2 separate regions of the Homo sapiens genome follow, and region 2 is linked to region 1. A link is an interaction called in ENCODE POLR2A ChIA-PET data of the cell type or tissue named here. Cell type or tissue: HepG2. All regions are shown on one strand. Each heading gives the region's core, and the rest is flanking DNA. Links, peaks and the distances in the headings are about the cores only. Region 1 has its middle 44 kb from the start of CDKN3. Region 2 overlaps LOC105370507 (a long non-coding RNA gene).

Region 1 (7,514 bases), core at 1,728-6,727:
AGAGCAAGCCGCGGGAAGGAACTCACTCATGTTGGCTCCCTTGCCTCAATTAAGGCAGTTTAGGAAGCAAAGTGAGAGAAGCACTTTAAAAAGCACAAGAATATCTCCTCGTGGGTCCTCACTTGCATGTTCTTACGAAGCCGGATTGTTCGTAGCCTACTCTGCAATTTCAGAGTGGTGAGTGGCTCCAAAGCAGCTTACAAGGAAACATAACTGTCACAGAGGCTAAGAGATTGCTTAAAAATAAATTACTGATTCTCTTTTCCTGAGAGCAACCTGCTGTGACCTTTGGAAGGCTTCTTTTGGGTCTTCAATTTTGCATCTGCCTGAGCTAAAAGGGATTGCCAGAGTCCCACTGTTTGGTTTATGACCCAGCTCATCCCTGTCCCTTGGAGGACGTGAGGACATGAGCCTGGCATTAGTGCACACTGTAAATGTGTTTGTGCCCAGAACTCTCTAGAATAGAAAGGTTTCCAAGTACTTCACTATAATGACTTAGTCACAAATGAATTTTAATATGCTAGAAGAACATGAGTATTTTGGATGAAAAGCCAATCTTTTCGTCCCCCCTTTTAAAATAGAAAGAAGCATAGCATCTGAGCTCTGTGGAAGGGACCATCCAAAACTAATGAAATACCATCTTAACGTAAGCACCTAAAGCAAGCATGTGTGCGCCATGGGGGCCTCAGTCCTGGTGGTTTCCTGGAGAAGATTTCACATGAGAGAGAAAAAGCTTCTCTGTTCCCTGATGCAGTGTGGATATTTTTAAATGGACTTTATGCGTTTTTTGTTTATTTGGTTTGGTGCTGAAAAATTAGACAAGGCACTCAGCTCTCTTCACATGACTAAAGTTTGAACTTGTGCATAATGAGTGCAAAATAGTGTCTGAAAATAGCAAAGAACAGAAGAGTAAGATGATCAGCGGGAAGGGAGGCAGCACGTCATAGGGAAGGCAGCCAGTACTCTGAAAAGCAATCCAACAAATAATTAACTGGTTGAAAGCCAAGAGGACAGTATGATAACAGACACTGATAGACACTAATTATAAGTGCAGTACTGTGAAACATGAAGAAATGATATGGTTAACAATCCTAAAAATGTTACAATGGGCAATGTAAGATGAGCAAGGAAGCTACAAGGAACACTCTATCGTGTTATATTTTGGCTGCTAATTTCTAGCAATAACACATTTATAATGATATGCTATTAACAAATTGACCAATACATCTTTTTTTTTTTTTTTTTTTTTTGGAGACAGGGTCTCGCTCTGTCGTCCAGGCTGGAGTGCAGTGGCACAATTTTGGCTCACTGCAAGCTCCGCCTCCCGGGTTCACGCCATTCTCCTGCCTCAGCCTCCCGTGTAGCTGGGACTACAGGTGCCTGCCACCACGCCCAGCTAAATTTTTGTATTTTCAGTAGAGACACCGTTTCACCGTGTTAGCCAGGATGGTCTTGATCTCCTGACCCCGTGATCCACCCACCTTGGCCTCCCAAAGTGCTAGGATTACAGGCGTGAGCCACTGTGCCCGGCCGACCAATACATCTTTTGAACCACTGAAAAGGTTGGCTGAACAGAAAAGTATTTTTGCATGTAATATATATGGAAAGGAAAGAGAGAGTGTCAGATTATAGGAAGAGTTACACTGAGTCAAGCCCATCAAGGTACAAGGTTGAAGGTAAGATCCCAGGTGAAAGCCAGGCACGGTGGCTCATGCTTGTAATCCCAGCACTTTGGGAGGCTGAGACAGGATCACTTGAGCCCAGCAGTTCAAAACCAGCCTGGGCAACCTAGTGAGACCTTGTCTCTACAAAAACTAAACAAAATTAGCCAGCAATGGTAGCTCTCACCTGTGGTCCTAGCTACTCAGGAGGCTGAAGTGGGAGGATCACTTCAGCCGGGCAGGTCAAGGCTGCAGTGAGCTGTGATCATGTCACTGTACTCTGTCTCAAAAAAAAAAAATAAAAGTGTTCCTACTTCTCCACATCCTCTCCAGCACCTGTTGTTTCCTGACTTTTTAATGATTGCCATTCTAACTGGTGTGAGATGGTATCTCATTGTGGTTTTGATTTGCATTTCTCTGATGGCCAGTGATGATGAGCATTTTTTCATGTGTTTTTTGGCTGCATAACTGTCTTCTTTTGAGAAGTGTCTGTTCATGTCCTTTGCCCACTTTTTGATGGGGTTTGTTTTTTTCTTGTAAATTTGTTTGAGTTCATTGTAGATTCTGGATATTAGCCCTTTGTCAGATGAGTAGGTTGCAAAAATTTTCTCCCATTTTGTGGGTTGCCTGTTCACTCTGATGGTAGTTTCTTTTGCTGTGCAGAAGCTCTTTAGTTCAATTAGATCCCATTTGTCAATTTTGGCTTTTGTTGCCATTGCTTTTGGTGTTTTAGACATGAAGTCCTTGCCTGTGCCTATGTCCTGAATGGTAATGCCTAGGTTTTCTTCTAGGGTTTTTATGATTTTAGGTCTAACGTTTAAGTCTTTAATCCATCTTGAATTGATTTTTGTATAAGGTGTAAGGAAGGGATACAGTTTCAGCTTTCTACATATGGCTAGCCAGCTTTCCTAGCACCATTTATTAAATAGGGAATCCTTTCCCCATTGCTTGTTTTTCTCAGCTTTGTCAAAGATCAGACAGTTGTAGACACGCGGCATTATTTCTGAGGGCTCTGTTCTGTCCCGTTGATCTATATCTCTGTTTTGGTACCAGTACCATGCTGTTTTGGTTACTGTACACATGGACACAGGAGGGGGAACATCACACTCCGGGGACTGTTGTGGGGTGGGGGGAGAGGGGAGGGATAGCATTGGGAGATACATCTAATGCTAGATCACGAGTTAGTGGGTGCAGCGCACCAGCATGTCAATGTATACATATGTAACTAACCTGTACATTGTGCACATGTACCCTAAAACTTAAAGTATAATAAAAAAAAATTAATAAAAGATCCCAGGTTACTCCCCAGATGCAAAGACCCTATAAAGCCTTCCTAAAATAACCAGTCTTATCATCTCAATTGGCTGATGCTTAACGTGCAGTCAACAATTTTTTTTTTTTTTTTTTTTTTTTTTAAGAGACTGAGTCTCGCTTTGTTGCCAGGCTGGAGTGCAGTGGCATGATCTCGGCTCACTGCAACCTCCACCTCCCAGGTTCAATTGATTCTCCTGCCTCAGCCTCCCAAGTAGCTGGGACTACAGGTGCGTGCCACCATGCCTGGCTAATTTTTCTATTTTTAGTAGCAACGGGGTTTCACCATGTTAGCCAGGATGGGCTCCATCTCCTGACCTCATGATCTGCCTGCCTCAGCCTCCCAAAGTGCTGGGATTACAGGCATGAGCCACCGCGCCTGGCCGCAGTCAACACTTATTTCATCTTTAGCTTTATTGGCAACATTAGGGACTGTCAAAAGTTTGAATATGTCTTAAATTGAAAGCTCCAAAGGGCAGGAAGTCTGACTTCCTGGTTCACTTGTCAATACCACAGAACTACCATAGGTAAGTTTTTCCAACAATGTATTTTCTGTCACTTTTTGTTTTTCAGTTTGTTTGTTCGTGGTATGTAGGTATGCATTTTGCAGACAATGAGAGCAAACATTTACTGAATGCTTGCTGTGTGCCAGGCACCATCCTAAATTCTGTGCACACATTACCTTATTTAACCCTCACAGTAACCTTCATGGGGAGGTACTATGACCACCTCCCTCTTTGCCAGCTGAAACGACTGAGGCACACAGAGGCTAGTAAGTCTGCCACTCCTCATCTCTATCAAGTTCCAATTCCAACTGCTGGCAGAAATTACACTCCTAGCTAACTCCAGGTACGTTAGCAGTTTCAAATTTAAAAACAGTTCAGCATTTCCTCCTCCTCCTCCTCTTCTCAAGGTCGTTTCTAAGCTCTTGGGGACTTGTGTAGCACTGTGACACCCGGAAAAGGCATCTCCTCCCTTGTGGCCATCATCTGCCTTACACTGGCAACTGCTGAGATGTTCTGCTCAGTTTGGTCCTCAGATCTGATGACCCTCCAGAGCCAGCATGTGCTGGGGGAGCTGAATTCCTATCTCGTCTCCAGCCACAAAGTGAGCACTCAAAATGCTGGTCTTTCTACCAAGGGACACCTTCAGGCCCACCTGCCCTCACGCTTCCTCTTGGCTAATTCGCAAGCCCTTCTTGAGTGATATGAAACTGTGCTCTTCCAAGGGCAGGAAACCAGGTAGGTTGTTGGCTGTGTTGATACCTACGCTCCTTGTCTTTACTTGTATGAGGCATCCCACCAGTGTGGGAGGGAAGCCCCAGAGCATGGCATGCTGTCCCAGAACTCATCCTGGACATCATCTCAAGCTCCCTCTGCCCTTGTGTGCCCATGTGGATCTCAATGTCCCAGTGTTACACAGTTTGTTACCTCTTGGCTTTCAGCCAAAGCACCACAATGTAGCAGTCTCTTTGTGAGGTATCACCCAGAGTTCTTTGTCTCACAACCAAGAAAATTAAGGAGTGTGGACACAAAGGGCGAGGTTGGAGTGCAAGTTTAATAAGTGAAAGAAGAGAGGGCCCAAAAGAGGTGTTGCCATGGAAAGAGGGCCCAAAAGAGGAGTTGCCGTTTTTACAGTTGAATCCAAAAGCTTTTATGAGAAACTCTCCTCATCTCTGCAGCTGTTTGTGTAACTTCCCTTATCTGTGGAGCTGTCTGTGTAACTCTCCTAATCTTTGCAGCTGTGGGCATGTCTTTTTAGGAAAGCACAAAGTGCAGCTTCTCTTGTTTGTGCAACTGTGGGTATGTTTGGGTAAGGCCCCACCCCCTCCCCATGCAAGTTCCCATGGAGCCTCCCATGTACATACCTGAAAAGGGGAAGAAACTTTTTCCTGGGAGCCTGCTGATTACACCAAGAACAAAGGCTGCTGTGTTGGGTCTTGCTTTCTTATCTGTGCAGCTGCAGCCTGAGTTTTCCCCAGGCTGCTGTTTGTGCCTATAGCTTTGATTTTTCAGGCTGTTTCTCTGTTTGAAGGAGTTTTACCAAGGACCCATCTTTAGCTGTCTGCCCAACTCATTTTTCCTTTTCTCCCTCACCAGCACACTGCTCCTTCCCCAGCGCTGCTCTCTAGGATGGGTGTGAGTAGCAGAAGGTTCTGCTTTCTCAGAGATCACTTACTCCTGCCTCTATCTCACCTCTCCAGCCCACAGTTTTCTTCTTCTCTTCTGTGTCTTATGGGGGAAAAATAATCCCGACTCCTAAAGTGTTCTTCACAAATCTTGCTTATACCCATGAAATGGCTTTGGAATTTAAAATGAAGATTCAGAAGTTGTGTTCACCGATTTCACACCAAAGATCTTTCCTTAAAGTGATGGTGACTAACATTGAGTGTTCAGGCTTAGGGCAAGGCGTCAATGTAAAAATGAGTAAATTTGATAAAGCATAGAGCAGGAGGGTACACATAAGTTATAAGTCCACAATATCATGCCACCACAAAACCATGAGAAAAAAAAGTTTAGTAAATGATAGGGAAGGTATCCACACACTCTAAAAGCACAGATCAAAACATCTCATTGGATTCAAAAGCTGATAGATGATATAATTGCATTTTATATGACACTCTTGCAAAGGCAAAATTATAGGGACAAAAAATATAGATTATATACATACAGTGGAATATTATTCAGCCATGAAAAAGAATGAAGTACTGATGCTTGCTACAATGTGGATGAACCTTGAAAACATTATGCTAAGTTAAAGCCAGATACAAAAGGTCATATATGATTCCATCTGTATAAAATATCCAGACTAGATAATCCACAGAGACAGAATACAGATTGATAGTTACCAGGGACTGGGGAGCAAGAAAGAGGGAGATAACTGTAAGGAATTTTACTTTGAAGTTATGGAAATGTTTTCAAACTAGACAGGGGTAGTGTTGCACAACATTGTGAATGTATTAAATGTCACAGAATTGTTCACTTTAAAATGGTTAGTTTTATGTTATATGAGTTTCACTTCAGTAAATTATTTTTTTTAAATCAGTGGTAGCCAGGGGTTGGGAAGAGACTTGACTATAAAGGGGCACAGGACTACTTTGGAAGATGATGGAATTATTCTGTATCTTGATTGTGGCAGTAGTTACACAGCTATCTAATTAGTCAAATGTAGAAACTATACATTTGAATAGTTTCGCATCTATTTTATAAAACTATATACAAATAAGCATGATTTTACTGTGTGTAAATTATAGTTTAATTTCTAAATGGAGGGAGAGAACCATCCAACAGATAGAAGTGAAATAAATATTACTAAATCCTGCGACAGGTTATTTTACTAGAGAATGACTAATAGGGTCATTAAAAGATTTTTTTTAGTTTCAATCTAATAAAATAAAAATTTACTGGCTACTATAGGATGGAATTTATACTGTCATTTTTCATCATCCTGTTAGTCACTGTTTAAAAATTTGGTGTGTATCAATGTGTTAGAGAACTTAACTAAGATTTTTAAAGATAACTATGTAAATATATCAATACTAACTCTCTAAATAAAGGAAACTGTACACTTAAAAGCAATCATTGAGGCATGAGGTCAAGTAGGTTATTTGTGAAATAATGTAGCGCAGAACTCCAAAGTCAATCATAGCAAGACAATTTAAACTATCCTGACCTAATAATTTCAAACATATTTTATTCATTTCAAAGGTGTTCTGGCTATCCATTGCTGCTTAACCAGTCCAAAACTTATTGGCTTAAAACAATTTTAGTATTATCTCCCACAATTCTGAAGGTTGAATGGGCTCAGCTGGACAGTTCTCATCCAGGGACGTCATGTTGCAGTCAAATGGAGGAGTGAGTTTCAATCTGTAAGCTCAGTGGGCCTGACGTTCACTGTGCCTCACTCCTGTGATGGCAGTTGAAGCTAGTTGTTGGCCAAGAGCCCAGCAGTGGTCTGGGAAAGCACATCACATAGCCTATATGTGGCCTCTTCATGTAACCTGAGCTCCACCCAGCACAGTAGCTGGGATCCCGGAGGAAGTATCCCAAGAGCAAGCATTCCAAGAGGCTTGGATAGAGGCTGTAAGACCTGACCCAGCCTTGGAAGTCACACAGTATCATTTCCACCTCACTTTATTGGTCAAAAAGCAAGTCACAGGGCCAGCCCAGACTCAAGGGTAGGGAACTACACAAGAGTACTAGGAGGCATGTTTCACTGGGGACCATCACTGGAAACTAGCTTCCAAAAGAACCATCAATATTTATGAGGATCTTGGAATGATATTAAGTTTTCAGCTGTATCATTTTGGCAATTTTTTAATAAAAATTAGTCCCAATTTTAGAAAGCATACATCTTGGCAACTAACTACTGTCTAGTTTATTCATTCAACAAAAATTTACTGAGTGCCTACTATGTGCCAATCACTGTGCTAGGTCTGGAGGATAAGTGGATAATTAAGACGTGAAATCTGTCTTCTTGGAGCTTAGAGTCTTAGAGTGTGCATCATGGAAAGAAAAATTCCACAGACTCTGTTGGAGTGCA
Region 2 (7,514 bases), core at 1,695-6,694, 220 kb before region 1:
TCTGTCTTCCAGTGACCCATGCTCACTTTGAACTATGATTTTCCCCTCCGGAGTAAACTTCAGAGTTCTATTCCTCACTCATCAGCTCTTGAGCACCACACCACCTGACTCATGTTACAGGAGTTGTGAAATCCCTCTCTCACTCACACAGGGCAATCCACATGTGATAAGCACCAGTGTCTTCACAAATAGGTAAACCTGTCTGGTCATTCGAGCTCCACTGAGCAGCAAATAAAACTAGCTTTTCATTCATCTACCAGGCACTGGTTGATTAGTAACCAGTGTCTACGATTGTGGGTGACAATGTTTTACTATTGCAATTTATTTTATCCTTTTTATGTTATTATGAGAGAGAGGAGAAAGAGAGAAAAAGATGTGAGAAAGAGTAAAGCACATGCTGGGTACTGAGAAAATGTTTGTGGAATAAATGAATTTTTCCATCTGTGCTTTAAAATATTTGTTGTTTTACCCACATGGAAGGAAATATTTCATATCAAGCATTACCAGTCTGGAAACTCGCCCTAAGTCTCTATATGGTGGGGAGAAGAAGGAAGATAAAAACTGAAATAAGATGGTTCGAAATAATAAATAGCATACCCTACGGGTAGATCTAGCCTGTACATGGCTCAAAGGTGATAAGGAGGATATTGTCTGGGAAGCAGAATGCAGCAGACAACAAAGCTCTCAGACAATAAGAAATATGATAAACCGTTACCCACTTCCATATGCTTTATGTTTTGGGACCATACAGAATCTTTATCATGAAGATACCAGAAGGTAGTATGGCAGATTGAGATTTGGTGCCTCTATTGACCACAGATTCTAAAATTCAAGCCCTAGTGTTATCTCCTCTCACACTACCTCTAGGCTTGGCTATGTGATGAGTTTTGTTCTCATAGAATGCACTTCTTTTTTTTTTTTTTTGAGATGGAGTGTAGCTCTGTCACCCAGGCTGGCATGCAGTGGCACGATCTCAGCTTACTGCAACCTCCATTTCCCTGGTTCAAGCAATTCTCCTGCCTCAGCCTCCCAAGTAGCTGGGATTACAGGTGCCCATCACCATGCCTGGTTAATCTTTTTCTATTTTTAGTAGAGACGGGGTTTCATTGTGTTGGCCAGGCTGGTCTCAAACTCCTAACATTGTGATCCACCTGCCTCGGCCTCCCAAAGTGCTGGGATTACAAGTGTAAGCCACCGTGCCTGGCCAGAATGCACCTTTTTATCCCCTAGCCACCATGCTGTAAGTAAACCCATGCAGCCATGTGGAAAGACCCATGTGGAGCAGACTTGAAACCTTGGCTTACAGCCCCAGTTAAGGTCCCAGCCAGAGGCCAGTATATAAACTGCCAGAGATGGAACTGAGGCCATTCTGAACCTTCCAGCTGTACCCAGTGTCCCTGCTGACACCTTGCAAAACAGAACTGCCAGTCAATAGATTCATGAGAGTATAAATCACTTCTGGTTTAAGTCACTAAATATTATAGTAGTTTGTCATGCAGCAATAGATAACCAAAATATGTAGAGAGTGAAAGCAATAATCTACATATTATTAAATGAGTTCAAAACCAGCCTTGGTACAGTTTTGACTCTCTTGAGTCTCCCCAAGTCCTGAGATCTTGGTCCAGCGTTTTTCAACCTGGCTGTCTGCCAGAATCACCTTCAGAGCTTTTTCGAAGTACATGTAACTGGGCCCACCTCAGAAATTCTGATTCCAAAATATCCAGTAGAGCCTGTCAACTTCTTTGTAAAACGTTCCACTGGTGTGTACCCAATGTCAGAACTCCCAGAAGAGTCTGTACTGACATGACCAGATGTTTTAAAATGGACAATATCACATATGACCTCACATCCACCCTTGACACAGAGAATGGTATCTTAACAACAATCTGTTGTAACCAGTTTCTTTTATGGAGCAATACTGCCCTTAGAGACTCTACAAGAAAAATAAAATGGTGTTGTGTTGGAATATGTTTTCCAAACCTTCGTTGGAAAAAAACAGTCAACTCTATATACTTTAACCACCAAAATGTTCTCAAGGTCAAGCTGAGCACATAAACCTCAAATAAGGAGTTGATGAGAGGGGTTACCTAACAGGAGCAGAGGAGAAAGGAAGCAGGGCAGCATGAGAGTGTCGCTGCAACAATTGCTCCTTCTGTCCACCCTGGCTTAGTTATGGTCAGAGGAAAGGGAGAGGTTGTGCAATTGTGTACATAATGCTGGGTGGGAGTGAGGTGGGTTCAAGGAAGCGGGAGGTCAGGGTGGCCCATTTTCCTCATCTGCTCAACATAAGCATGTGAGGAAATAATAATGTCTTTTAATAATATCAATGAAAGACAAACATCAGGGGAATGGGCATTGAGGTTATGAGGTCCAGCCAGTCTCTCGAACAAGGAGATTCTCCCTTCACTGCCAATCTTGCAGAACCTGTACATGTGTTTATGAAGAGGAGAGAAGGGTTTGGGTCTTTTTATGTGTCACGGCAGCAGTAGCATGAGCAAGAAATAACCAAGGGGAAGACAAAATTCAGGGGTCAAGACCTCCTCCCAATGTGAAGATCTTCCTCCAGTGATAATTTTAGGCAATCTGGATTGACTTTATTAAGGGAGATAAAGGATTTCCCTAAAAAGTAAAATGGATTAATATGTCTGAGAACATGGATAAGAGTAAAAGGATGCTTCATGTCTCCTCCCTGCCTGGACATGTGTTAATTCAAGGCTCTCTTTGTTGCAAGTGAATGAAAACAACTCAAACTGCCTTCAACATAAATCAGAAGATGATTTAAAAAAAAAAAATCTAAGGGTATTGTGAACTCCGTCATGGCTGGATCCAGGTGCTCAATTTTTCATGAAGTTGCCTCTCTGTGTCTTGATCAGCTTTCCTCTTTGCAGGCTCCATTCTCAGGAAGGCTCCCCAACCCCACCACCAGGCCACTGGGGGTGGGGTGTGACAAGATGGAAGCGAGAAGCTCCAGGTCACTTTTTATCCTCACAACAACCTCCACAGAAAGATTTCTCTTTTTCTAACGATCTCCAAGAACTAAGTCTTCTCCACTGTGATTGGGTCACATGTCACTGTGATTGGGTCACATGTCCATCATTGAGCCAATCACTATGCAGGAGAATGTAATTTCCAGTGTGGCCAGCCCTGAAGCATGAGGAGGAGTCAGCTCCACCCAACCTATGTGTTCTGACAGTGAAGGAGGGGCAGTTTCCCATGAAAACTCAAGGATTTGTTTTGTTTTACCAGAAACAGGGTGAATAGATGCTATACAGTTAAATGCCATCTCTGGCTTAAAGCCGAGAACTGGGCCTCTGGAAGAACAACTTATACATTTTTGAAGAGGGAGTTCTGTGTTTTGAAGTAGTGACTGTGCAGGCCCTGCACGCTTGATGGCACCCACAGATGCCTGCCCTGTACCCTCCATGGTAAACAGTTCTTGATCCTTCTCCAGCATCCAGCAGTCACCCTGAAACTGGCTGGGGTCATGGATGCTCAACCTCATCCTCAAAGGCCTAGAACAGAGCAGCTCAATTGCCACTTATTTATTCTGATGAAGTCAGTCAGTCAAAACGCGAGGATTTTTGGTCTCAGCTCCTCCACTGGCTTGTTGCTTTGTGCCTGGAGAGTTCAACAACTGTTAAATCTTTCAGCTTTCACTCAAGTAAAAAAAAAAAAAAGAAAGTCCAAGATTCTTCAAAAAGACATTCTACTGAAATGAAAAACATTTCAAATATACTGTCATCACTCTTACAAGTCTTCTCACCTGAGCCAAGTAACAATGTGTGCCAGATGAATAAAAAGAAGAATGCCAACTTTATAGATTTTACCACCTCATACTTTTTCAGGTCTGTGAAAAATGTTTAACGGGTGAGTAATTTTTTTATAATTCTCTACAAATCTGCTCCACATCAAAGATTGTTTTGGGGAGGGTGTTTCCAAGAGACAGAGCAGAATACTTAAGCTAGGATAGTTTGATATTCACCATTCCTGGTATATTAAAGTATTTGGTGATGTAAGGAATAAAAGTCTCCAGATCCCCAGCTTGGTGGTCAGCATATTTTATAATCAAGCCAGAATCTTGTTAGTTTCTCATAGTATCTTAACATATGTAGTTGAAGGAGTAAAAAGCTATCTCTTCTTCATTCTTCTTTTTCTATTCTTAGCCTCCATCTTGGCCCAACTCCATCCCCAATTTGAACCTAACCAAGTAAATATTACGTGGTGTTATCATTTGTGAGCCTTGCCTCAAATGCATAAGCATAAAAGAATGTGTGATTGGGGCACAATAAAAAGAAGGCACCATGAGAAACATACATCCTGTCTACCTTATTGACAATCCTCTGGCCTCCACACTGAATGGCACTAATAACACGGACAAGCACACAGAGAAAAAAGAGTGAAGAAAGACTCCCCCTTTCACTTTCACTCTCAGAAAGGCTTAGCAGGGTATCCTCTTTGGTACAAAGAGAAGGAATAACCTCATTCCAATTTTTGGTATTGGTGAGACAACCTAAAATCCCCTGGTATAGCAGTTTTTAGATTGTGTTTCATGGATCCCCAAGATCCCACATGAAGAAGAAATTATTTGAATGTCTGTATGTTAAATTTGTGCCTGCCCTATCATTTCGTGCCTCCCCTTTCCTCTCTCTCCAGCCAACACTCCACCAGCTAGGACTGAGATCCAAGCCACAGAAGACAATGCAAAAACTTTCTATAGTCCTGGAAAGTCTGATGAACTGTGAGCTAGACCACAGAAAGTCATGGCCACATGAATCTAGTTTTTGTACCCTCACTTTGATCCTCCTTGCCAGTCTGGCTCTTTGTTTAGGTGACCCTTGGCCTCTGGAGTCAATGTTTGTCTTCTAAATGCTATTTCAACACTAACATCTGGTGATGTCCCCCAGCCTGACATTTGTGAAGCAGATGCTTCCAGTGGCCTGGAGTGTGCCTTCTGGGTCAATGTTTTCAATAATGCCCTCTGGCATTGATCTCTGTGGTACCTCTCCCTAGGTAAGAAAAAAATGCCACTAGGAAATGGCTGAGAAAGAACACTTCAGACCATCTGGAGGTAATCTTGGAATATAAAAACCCAGAAGTTCTTGTATAAAGAAATACCTAGAGGAAGGCAGTAGGGAAAAAAAAATCAAGTCTGTGGTATTTTTTTAAGTTGTACTTTAAATAGTCCAGCAGTTCAAACCTGACAAATCTATGCTTCATTTTAAGGAATGTCTTTCTGTTCAGGGTCATCTCTGCTGAAATGTTGAAGTAACAAAGAATAGAATCTCTTGCTGAGAAAAGCAAGCCCTCTCTCCCTACTCAGTCCCACTCTCCCTCCATGCACACACATGGGCCCACACTTTACAGTACTTTGTAAGAGGCTCCTCTCATTGTGGGCCTAGATAAAACTTCAAGGAACTAGAGCATAAATTCCACTAGCCTACATTTGGACAATGATGTCTTTTCAAATTATGGACTTTTCCTATGTGTCCTGTTAAGCTTTCAAAAGTAGGAAGCTGGTCAATGAGAATTTCTTGCTTCGATTAGATGAAGACTTCTCATCTCCACCACTGTGTCTCGAGATCTGCTCTTACTTATCACCAGAACCACCTACAGAGAAGGTCGGAATCTCCTCAATCTACTCAGGAGTTCAGTATAGGCAATGTACTCATGAGGCTACTTTGTAATATTCACCATACTGCTGTATGGTTTTTCTTTCTAAAAAGCTTAGAATCCATCATTCTCTCATTCCAACAGCCTTTCATGTTCATAAAAATCCTGTTATCCAAATGGTAACAAGGGCAGGGCAGGGTAGGGGGGTGAGCACTACACAAACCAAGTTGAAGGGGTATGGTAGGCAGAATTGTAAGATGACCCCCAAAGGCTCACACGCTTGTATAACCACCTCCCATGAGTGCATGCAAAACTTGTGACTTGCTTCTAACCAACGGAATATGGCAAAAGTGATGAGATACCACTCCCATGATTATTACACCATGTTATATGGCAAAGGTGAAGGGATTTTTGCAAACGTAGTTAAGCTTCCAAATCAGGTGACTTTCAGTTAATAAAAGAAGATTATCTAGGATAGACCTGGCCAATCAGGTGGAGCCCTTTGAAAGACAGTCTAGAGGACAGAAACAGTGGCTCATGCCTATAATCCCACCACTTTGGGAGGAAGAGGCAGGAGGATCACTTGAGCCCAGGAGTTCAGGACCAGCCTGGACAAAACAAGGAGAGCTTGTCTCTAGAAAAAAAAAATTGTTTTAAAAATTAGCCAAGCATGGTGGCATGTGCCTGTAGTCCCAGCTACTCGGGAGGCTAAGGTGGGAGGATCACTTGAGCCTGGGAGATGGAGGTTGTAGTGAGCTGAGATCGCACCATTGAACTCCAGCCTGGGTGACAGAGCAAGACTCAGTATGTATATATGTATGTATGAATGAATAAACGAATAAAGTAAAATAAATAAGGTCTAGAGTCAGAGAGCCCAAGCAAGAAAGACTCTCTTTCTGGGTTGAAAAAGTAAGCTCTCATGTAGTAAGAGGATTTGTGAGAAGTCCACATGGCAAGGATCTGAGGATGGCCTCTATTTTCTAAGAATGATCCCTGGCCAACAGCTAGCAAGAAAACAAGGACTTCAACTATACAGCTGTGAGGAAACAAATAGTGCAAACAAACTGAATGAGCTTGGAAGCACTTTATTCCCAAATCATGTCTCCAGATAAGAACACAGCCTGGCTGACATCTTGATTTCAGCCTTGTGAGACCCTGAGCAGAGAACCCAGTTAAATCATGCCTAGACTTCTGATCTGCAGGAACTATGGGATAATAAATTGGTTATATTTGAAACTGCTGAAGTTTGTGGTAATTTGTTATGCAGCAATAGAAGATTAGTACAAGGGGGTTGACTGGGAAGCAACTCAAATATATAATATCCCATAAGTCAGTCCGCTAACCACTGTGTACTTTATGGAGCTTGGATGCAGTTCTTTACTGAGAATGAGCAGTCCCATGGGACAGAGGAGAATGTGACTCTGCTTCAAAATATAGATGAATGGACGGATAAATAGCTACATAGAGATACACACATACATATAACAAGGACTTACTGTGTACCAGGATCTCTACTGAGGGTGTTAAACATTTGATCTTGTTTAAATGAGGGCTTAGAGTTAAAATGGTGTAGATACTTTTAATGCCAGAAATTTGCTGAAGCTAATGGACTCAAAGGAAATAAAAACTAACAAAGCAAAGCAAAGGACACATGAATCCACCCCTCCCAAAATCACAGGTTAAGATGTATCTCCCAGTCTCTATAGCCCTTCAAGAAGGATATGAATGTTATAGAAAGCAAAGAGGACAAGCTAGATGGCATAATCAATCTGTTCAGAAGAGTTTGATTACAGTTTTAAATTAAGAGTTTGCCAAATTACGCTGTAAATAAAACTAACAGTTTTCCTGGTGACTGATTTTGAGTGGACAGTGGGCAGGTCTGTATTTATACATGTTGGTATGAA

The links. ChIA-PET counts read pairs that join two places held together with the same protein. Peaks named below come from ENCODE experiments on the same cell type or tissue, not always from the same donor. Only the 100,000 strongest peaks of a DNase experiment are listed, where the experiment ranks them.
Region 2: POLR2A ChIA-PET joins it to region 1 with 5 read pairs; 3 of 35 experiments call an interaction of 5 or more read pairs at or near these places.

Annotation. Positions count from the first base shown.
Region 1 is chr14:54,349,495-54,357,008 of GRCh38, forward strand. No RefSeq gene overlaps it. Among named protein-coding and RNA genes, the nearest start is that of CDKN3, 44 kb to the right of the region's middle. In HepG2, for the core only: no CTCF peak of the experiment used is centred there; DNase peaks (open chromatin) are centred at 3,597, 3,957 and 4,777; H3K4me3 peaks cover 1,699 bases.
Region 2 is chr14:54,133,987-54,141,500 of GRCh38, forward strand. The region is part of intron 4 of LOC105370507 (a long non-coding RNA gene); the gene reads right to left. Among named protein-coding and RNA genes, the nearest start is that of BMP4, 180 kb to the left of the region's middle. RefSeq lists a silencer at 1-259, an enhancer at 4,765-4,909 and a cis regulatory region at 4,830-4,843. In HepG2, for the core only: no CTCF peak of the experiment used is centred there; DNase peaks (open chromatin) are centred at 2,005, 3,135, 4,365 and 4,815; H3K4me3 peaks cover 1,003 bases.